Regions from separate parts of the Homo sapiens genome. Here region 2 is linked to region 1. A link is a contact called in ENCODE Hi-C or POLR2A ChIA-PET data. All regions are on one chromosome and are shown on one strand. Each heading gives the region's core, a stretch centred on a gene start or an enhancer-like site at or near the end of the contact. The rest is flanking DNA. Distances are from core to core; before and after follow the strand shown. Region 1 has its middle 48 kb from the start of PLSCR2. Region 2 holds the start of PLSCR2 (phospholipid scramblase 2).

Region 1 (4,037 bases), core at 397-2,896:
TTTACAAGTCATTGGATATTAAAGCTCTTTACTAGAAAAAAATGATGGAAAGCAGATGTTTTAAGGGTGAAGCTTGAATATTTTTTTGTGTGGACCAAATGAATGACTACTTTATGTGACTTGTAGCATAATCTTTATTTTACAGTTATACCTAACATTAGTGGAGCCTAAATAAGTAATGTGTTATAGATAGTATTGAGGCAAATGAAATAACTGATATTGAATAGAAGTAGAAAAGGTTATCAATTTTACTTCCAAGTTAAAATATTGTTAACTAAGTAGAGTTAATATTAAGTTTCTTGTGAGAATCTAGCCAGGGAGAGAGAGAGAGAGAGAGAGAGAGAGAGAGAGAGAGAGAGAGAGAGAGGCACTGCAAGGAGAGGAAAGAGACAGAACCAAAGAATCAAGAATGTTTGCATTCTTGAGCCCACAATAGTGTAAGGACATAAGAATGTAGTGGGAGTCTAGCCAATCTGGGCTTAGGTCTCAGTCACAGCTGAATATATGCAAACTTCTTTCCCACAGACCCTCCAAATGGGATGCCCATACACACTGCCGACATCCTAATAAGCAAAATGTTATAATATCATAGTATTATAAATACTATAAGAAATATAGACCTCTGATTTATCTAAAGGGTGGTCCATTTTTATTTTTGGCTTCATTTGTGGCAGTGTCCTGCTTTATTTCACAGATCACAAACCTATTATTATACCAGGTTTACCCCTATGCTTCTAGGTTTTGGGAGTTAATGTTTGGAGAATTATATGCACTGAAGTGAAGAGTAATTTAGAGTTACAGCCACATATAGACTTATTTGTGTTCCATTGGAGGAAGGTCTTGGGAGAAATTTGTTCTACAAATGAACAAAGAGAATAAATAATTTGAAACATGTCAAGTACATTGACCAGCTTGCTCACTAAGAATCTGTCTTCTTGTTTCCCTTGTTGGCTCAAGTCAGAACCAGTGTAGCTAATAAATTATGCAGTGCATAGCTGTTCCAACTTGGTCCGCTAAGTGGAACCATGTATAACCAGTTCCATCAATGGGAAACCCGGAAACTGGAATGATGAAAGTTTATTTTCTGATGACTGTGATAACACCAGTCATAGCTGTCTTCAATTAGGTTGCTGTCCCTGTCCTCTCTATTTACCAGGAATTTCAGCCACCTGCAGGCTGGGTGGGTGGAGAAAAAGGAGTTACAATTTATATAAATAAGAAATAAAGAAAAGACAAAAATAACACAAAAACACTTTGTGTGGGATTTGGATCAGCTACGTTCATGGGCCAGTTTTTTAATCTGTGACTCAAAATCTAAAATATCACCCTGGAGACTTGAATTATCAAGCAATTCCTGCAGATTCCTGTTTGTTTTCTTGTTTAATATTACTCATACCAGATCACACTCTGACTTCTAGGCATGAATGATGTGAATGAAGTTCTCTCAGAGAAACTCCTCATGGAGGTGCCAGCCAGAATGGGTAGAAAAAGGTAACCCTGATGCCAATAGAAGATTAAAGACAATATCTTATATCTGTGCACTTGTATGTCTCTGAGAGCTTTGTTTTATGACTCATATTGACCAGAACTGAATCTGTTAGCCATCGCTCATGACTCAACTGCCTGCTGGGGCCAGGCAAATAAGATAAATACATGATGCTGTAGATGTCTTAAAAGACAGCCAAGAATGAACAAAGGTAGGACACTGAAAGTGCTGCTCAGCTAATGTCTCTCAAATTAAAAACAAATACGCAAACTATTTTTCTGGCTAAGCCCTCACCTGTTCTGGCCTGATTTGGCCCAAAGGTCCCCATTTGCACTAACCTACCAATTGTGTTGTCACACCCATTCACTACTTTCAGAAGCAGACGACTTATAAACACATGTGAGTATTCATAGAACTAATTACCTTCAAAATTCTGAATGGAATGTTTATTGTTGTGGTGGCTTGGATCTCCCCATCTTAGACTCTTCCTAACAGCAACTTTGAGAGACAGTGGGTTGTGGGCCAGACAGAGGACCAAACCGTTTCAACTTACCTGTCAGATAGCCATTCCACATGTAGTTTCCAGAAACTATTCTGTTTCAAATGTTGATGTCCATAACTGACAACTGCCCTTTGTTTATGTCTATAGTCCTTTTCATTGCTGATCTAATTGAGATTTTATATATCTCACACCAAGAAATAGTAGTCTTCAGGCTAAAGAATCTATAACCTTTCTGATGCTTCATTGCTGCTGATCTAATATGAGATAAAATTCTGCTCTCTTTTGTAGAATATGCCTAGGTTTCTGGGTTTAGTATATTATAAATATGAGAGACCCACATAGATCTTCAGTATACAAAGTAGGAGGCAGACATTTATGTTTGTATCTAGGTGACACAGAAATAAACAACATAGATGCAGAGTAAAAAAGTCTTCAACCCCATCTTTCTTCTGATTTATGATTAAACATTTCTGTAAAATATATATGTACAAGCCTCTTTTGTCCTGCCCTAATACATTTTCTCCATCTATACTCTCCACTTTCCTTCCATGGCCCATCACAGCTGCTTCTGCTGTTTCTCTTTGGGATATCTGGGTTCTCTTTTTAGCTCTTTCATTAATAAATCTAAGTGACCACACAACATCTCTAAGGCTCATCTTTTTGATCTATTAAACTGAGATGAGATTTGAACTAGGAATAATCTATAAGGTCCCACACTGAACCAACTACGAATCTTTTTTGTATGTATGAGATTTCATGAATTCAGCCAGAATTTTATTCTAGAATTAACAAACCTATAATTGGGCTGAAGCATAATACAATACGCCTATTTTCTCTAAGGATTCAGGTAAATTATCCATTTTATATAATTGTGTGGTCATCACTGTTGTTTGAAGATCTATAATATAGAAAGTATTTATATCATGACAATATTTAAAAATTGTTTGTATTTCATGTTCACCAGCAGCAATATATTGCTTTATTAAACTAGAGATAATCAATAATAGAGCAACAATTTAAAGTTGAGATTCTTTGAGAAAACAATTGAAAGACAACCAATTTATTCAGCATGATTGCTTTATATCTTTTTGCTTGGTTACAAGTGTTAAAAAAATCAACACAGCGTTACTTAGCAAACATTAAAAACACATATATTTATATGTACATATACAACTATATATACAATATTACACTGTATAAAACCAATATATTTATTGAAAATATAGAAAAATTAATAAGTAGGTAATTGGAATTTTTTAGAAGTGTATTTGTCATTTATATATTTGTGTATTTACCAGTGCACATAGATGCTATATTTTGATTTGTTTCCTAGTAATAGTCTCCCTACATATGTTGATTATTTTACACAAATTTAGAGTGAGGGTGTCTGAAAATCTACTCCTCTATAAAAGCAATCAGAATACTGGTAAAACTTGTCAACATCAATCTTCAGAACTTGGAAAATTAACCAAAGGCTTGCAACAATCTGAAGAGCATTTATTCAAGAAAAATGGGAAAATCTCAGTAAGAAGAGTGAGCTTTGTGACATTTTGATTTACCTTATTTCCATCACCTTCTCCTCAGCATCACAGAAGTCTTGGAATTCAACTACCTTGAAGTTACAGTAGCCATAATGTGATTGATAGAATAATGGCCCCCAAGGATGTGCAAATCACAATCCCCCAAACCTATAATTACGTTGTCCTAAACAGCAAAAGTTACTGCACATATGTGATTAAGTTAAGGGCTCCAAATATGGAGAAATTATCTTGTATTGTCTATGAGGCCTCGATATAATCACAGGTGACCTTATAGGACAAAGGCAGAAAGTAAAAGAGGGAAGGAGACGCTATACTGCTGATTGTGAAGATGGAGGAAGGAGGCCACAAACCAAGGGATACAGGCAGCCTCTGGAACATGGATAAGGCCAGAAAACAAAACAAAACAAAACCTGAAACAAAACATATTTTTTGTTTCCTTAGAGCCCCTAGAAAGAATAGAGTCCTGCCGATTCAAGTTTGATTTCTTAACTTCATAACTGTAATATCA
Region 2 (4,037 bases), core at 463-2,962, 48 kb before region 1:
GGTAAAAGAATAAAATGTTTTTTTTATTGTATACAGAAAGATATGTGCAAAGATGATGACTACAGCACAATTTATAATTGATAAAACTTGGAAACAGTACCTAGATTATTAGATCAATGACACAGTTCTGTATTAGAGGGATAGAGATTTCCAAGATGCACTGTTAGGTGAAAAACACATCAGAGAAGAGCTGTATAAAATAATCCTCTTTATGTAAAAAAAAAACAAAAAAACAAAAACACTGTGTAGCTGTGTATATACTTATTTGTATGTATATAACATTTACTGAGCGCTTACTCTATGGCAAACATCATTCTAAATTCTTTATATATTTTAACTTCCTTAATCATCATAAAAATCCTCTGTGGTAGATACCATTACTACTCTCATTTTACCGATTAGAAAACAGGCAAAGAGATTGTCAAGTAATTTTCACAAGTCACAGGCACAGGAAGTAAAAAAGAAAGAATTCAAACTCAGGTAGCTCGATTTTCCTTCTTCCTTTTTCTATCTTATTTTCTCAATTTCTTTCTCCACCTTCCTCCCTTCCATTCCCTTTTTTCTTCCCTCCCCCCACCTCTCTTAGTGTGTCTTCAAATGTTTGTGTCAACCTTGGTTAGCAGGGTAATCGGGAGAACAGCACCGGGAATGGAGAGGGTGAGGTTTCATTTTTCTCCATATATGGTGTTATTGTTTGGAAGATCATGTGTTTTTGTTTGTTTGTTTGAGACGAGTCTTGCTCTCTCTCCCAGGCTGGAGTGTAGTGGCTGGATCTCGACTCACTGCAACCTCTGCCTTCCGGGTTCAAGCGATTTTTCTCCTGCCTCAGCCTCCCCAGTAGATGGGATTACAGGGGCACACCACCACACCTGGCTCATTTTTGTATTTTTAGTAGAGACGGGGTTTCACCATGTTGTCCAGGCTGGTCTTGAACTCCTGGTCTCAGGTGATCCGCCTGCCTCGGCCTCCCAAAATGCTAGGGTTTCAGGCGTGTAAATAAATTTTTAAAAAATCAGTAGAAACGTCAGTGCAATATGTATTTATTTATTGCATGAGGGTGTGCCAGTTGCAGGCACACCCTGAAAAATCAAAGGCGCGTCCTGAAAAATTAAACATTCTACACGCCTCATCATTTTCACTCTTAACTTAAAAATGCCTTTTGTTGGAAAGAAAAGGGAGAAGGGCAAGGGCTAGAGATAAAATAATCTCGACCGCTCCTCTTTTGTAGTCTAAGCTCCCTCACCTTGAAAAGCTACAGGCTTCTAAGGGATGGAGGTCAAGAGCAGAGTTAAGGAAGTTCCCGGGGTAGGCCACTCCCCGCCTGATGATTTTCCAGTTCCAGCTGGTGTCGACGTCCCAGTTCATCTGTGCCCTTAACCACCGGAGAAACGTTTCCGGAGTCTCTCCAAAGAGCAAAAAAGGGGACGGGGATGGGGAGAGGGAGACGGGACGGGCTGGGCGGCAGCTGCGCGTCGCACACGGCGTGGGGGGGTGGGTGCAGTCGCGCCCCCAGCTCGGCCGCGCTCCAGCAGCAAAGCCGGATCCTCTGAGCCCGCGCAGGGACCAGGGGAGGGAAGCCTTGTTGTACCCTTGGGGTCCAGAAACCTAAACTAGGGGCTGCTGCAGGTGTAGACTCTGAGGCTGGTCCAGGCCCCTTTTCCGCCGACTTCCGGGAGGGCTGTGCAACAGGTGTGCCTGGCAGTCACGGGGCAGACGGGAGGAAGCCACGCTAGGACCTCGGCTCGCTCAGGGCTGTGCGGGAGCAGCTGCAGCCACGGGTAAGGGGGCGGCTTTCTCAGTCGCCTCCCTATGGGACTGGGGTGTGCCTGGCTAGTGGGGACGATGCTCCGCCCCATAATTGTGTTTGCGTCAGAGGGCGGGGCAAGGGCCCAATGGGCCGCGGGAAGCGACACCTGAAGTGGAACGGAAACTCGGCAAGGGGCCCCAGGCGGCCCAGCTGTACCCTGGCTCACACCAGAACCGTTCGAATGACAAGGGGTGTCCTGCCTGAAAACGCCTTGCGGGGCTCAGCTTCCCCTTAGCTACACTGCTTTACAGGTAGAGAGCGGCCCTGAATCCTGGGCAGAGTCTGGGCTCAGGAGCATGTGCCAGCATAGTGGGGCTATTAGAAGGGACGGTTAATACAGCCTGCAAGCTGTCATTTATCAGTAAGTATTCAATGAAGTCCGCCAGGAGCCCACGTCTATGCTAGGCCCTCTACAATACCAGCTTAGGAAAGATAGTGGCGGTATGTAGCGCGGTTCCTAAGACCATTAGCTCCAGTCAGGCTCCCCGACTTTAAATTCGGCCTCTACTGCTTCACATCTGTGGACTGTCAGCCACTTTCTTCATATATGTTCTTTCCATTGCCTCATTTCTGAAATTGTGTAAGTATTAAATGAGCTACAGAGTATTACACTGAAATTTGGCACATTGGGAGAATGTGAGATTTTTTGTTTGTTTTTCAACGAAATAGGAACATAAATGCAACGGACATGAATCATGAATAATTTCAATTCAGCTAGTTACTGAGCTGTACAGCATTAAGTAAACATTTTATCTTTATGGGCTTAGTTTTCTCATTTATAAAGAAGAAAGGAAAACTCCTATTTGTGAGGGAGGTCTGGGTTGTTAGGAAAGGTTTTTGAGCAGTAATTAATGTGTGTTAATGTAAAGTTCTTAGAGCAGTGCCTGGCACTACAGAAAGTACTCAGTGAAAGTTAGCGTTTATTATTTTAAATATTTGACAAAGTCCCTGCCTCTCCAAGCTGACTCTCTGGTTCCCATGTGGTTTCATTCATTCACTGTTATTTCTGGAAGTCTTGGCATGGCCACTTGCCAGTTGCAGGAACAGGCAGTCGTTGTTTCTTCCCGCTTATGACACTGAGATACATGGTTAGTACCAGTGACACTTAGAAGTGTCAGGCGGTTTGGGGGCTCCTTTCTTTCTTGAACTTTTCCTAAGAGCAAACCTTTCTCTTATTGCCACCCTGATGTTTACAATAGAAGGGTTTTGAGCAATGAACAAGCACAAGGAAATGAAAAACACATACAAAGGAAAATGAGTGGATTGCTGCAGTTGGATAGACAAGTGTAAAATACCTGGGTCTCACTGTACATGAAGCAGCCTTCAGATCTGTAAGGGAACTATTCTTACTGACTGAAAAGAGCAAAATAATACTGTACACTCATTGTTGAATTAACAAACACAGATTAAGTGGCTTGTCTTGGATAAGACAAACCAAGCTCTGGCCTTTGAGGTCTTAAAGTGCAGGTAGAGCGACTTTAAACATTTGTGAACTGGCCCTTGTGCACCTTTCCATCCTCATCTCTAAGGGTCTGTCCATCTTTGGCTCTGTAATTTCATAAATTTTCATTTCCCGAATAAGCCCAGTTTCCTGCAGCTTAGGACTTCTACTAGTGAGCTTCCCTCTGTCTATAATGCCCTACCACGCCCCTCATACATCCCTATGGCCTGGCTGATTCTAGACTTTTTTCAACTCTCCGCTCTGACTTTCCTGACAATGCCACCACTACTCCAACTAAATCAATGACTCCATATCCTTTTTATTGTACCATTATTTGTATTCATAGTGCTTAATGTATTTGTATATGTACAAATACATTTGTATTGTTATATATGTGTTATCCATAATATATTTATAATAAATTTAATTAATATAATGTGCTGGAATATATTTAATTTTATTAACTGCCTGACTCCTCCATTTTTTAGTGCCTGTACAGTGCCTTTCATGCTCTATGCCTTTGGTTAAGATTCCTTGAATATTAATCAAATGGTAGTAATTAGATGGTAACCAAATCTTTTAAGTGCATAAAATTTACATATCATGTAAATATATTATTCAACTAGATTAATATTCAAGGGAGGTCTGGGTTGTTGGGAAAAGTTTTTGAGCAGTGATAAAGCAATCAAATGAGAATAACTGACTTTAAGACTCATTTTTGTTTCTTTTGTCTCCTTGGTTTACTTGTTAGTTTTGTAGAACACTTTACTACTACAATTTCAGTTGGGT

What was found. A loop is a pair of places that touch in the nucleus more often than their neighbours do. ChIA-PET counts read pairs that join two places held with the same protein, here RNA polymerase II (POLR2A).
Region 2: a loop to region 1 is called in a map of PC-3, with 4 times the contacts of the local background. The contact joins the promoter of PLSCR2 here to the enhancer-like site in region 1. A Hi-C loop is called at or near these places in 1 of 168 maps with a recorded cell type or tissue (PC-3). POLR2A ChIA-PET finds 5 or more read pairs at or near these places in 2 of 52 experiments (A549 and Panc1).

What each region holds. Positions count from the first base shown.
Region 1 is chr3:146,419,565-146,423,601 of GRCh38, reverse strand. It overlaps a transcript of PLSCR2 not described here. Among named protein-coding and RNA genes, the nearest start is that of PLSCR2, 48 kb to the left of the region's middle. Within about 2 kb of position 1,646, at least 2 of the 41 ENCODE cell types and tissues checked have a DNase peak (open chromatin) inside an H3K27ac peak, as active enhancers do; they include PC-3 and Panc1, where a contact is called at or near this core.
Region 2 is chr3:146,467,236-146,471,272 of GRCh38, reverse strand. PLSCR2 (phospholipid scramblase 2) reads left to right here and starts at 1,712. Exons shown (of 8, transcript NM_001395437.1): 1 at 1,712-1,778. RefSeq lists an enhancer at 1,654-1,723.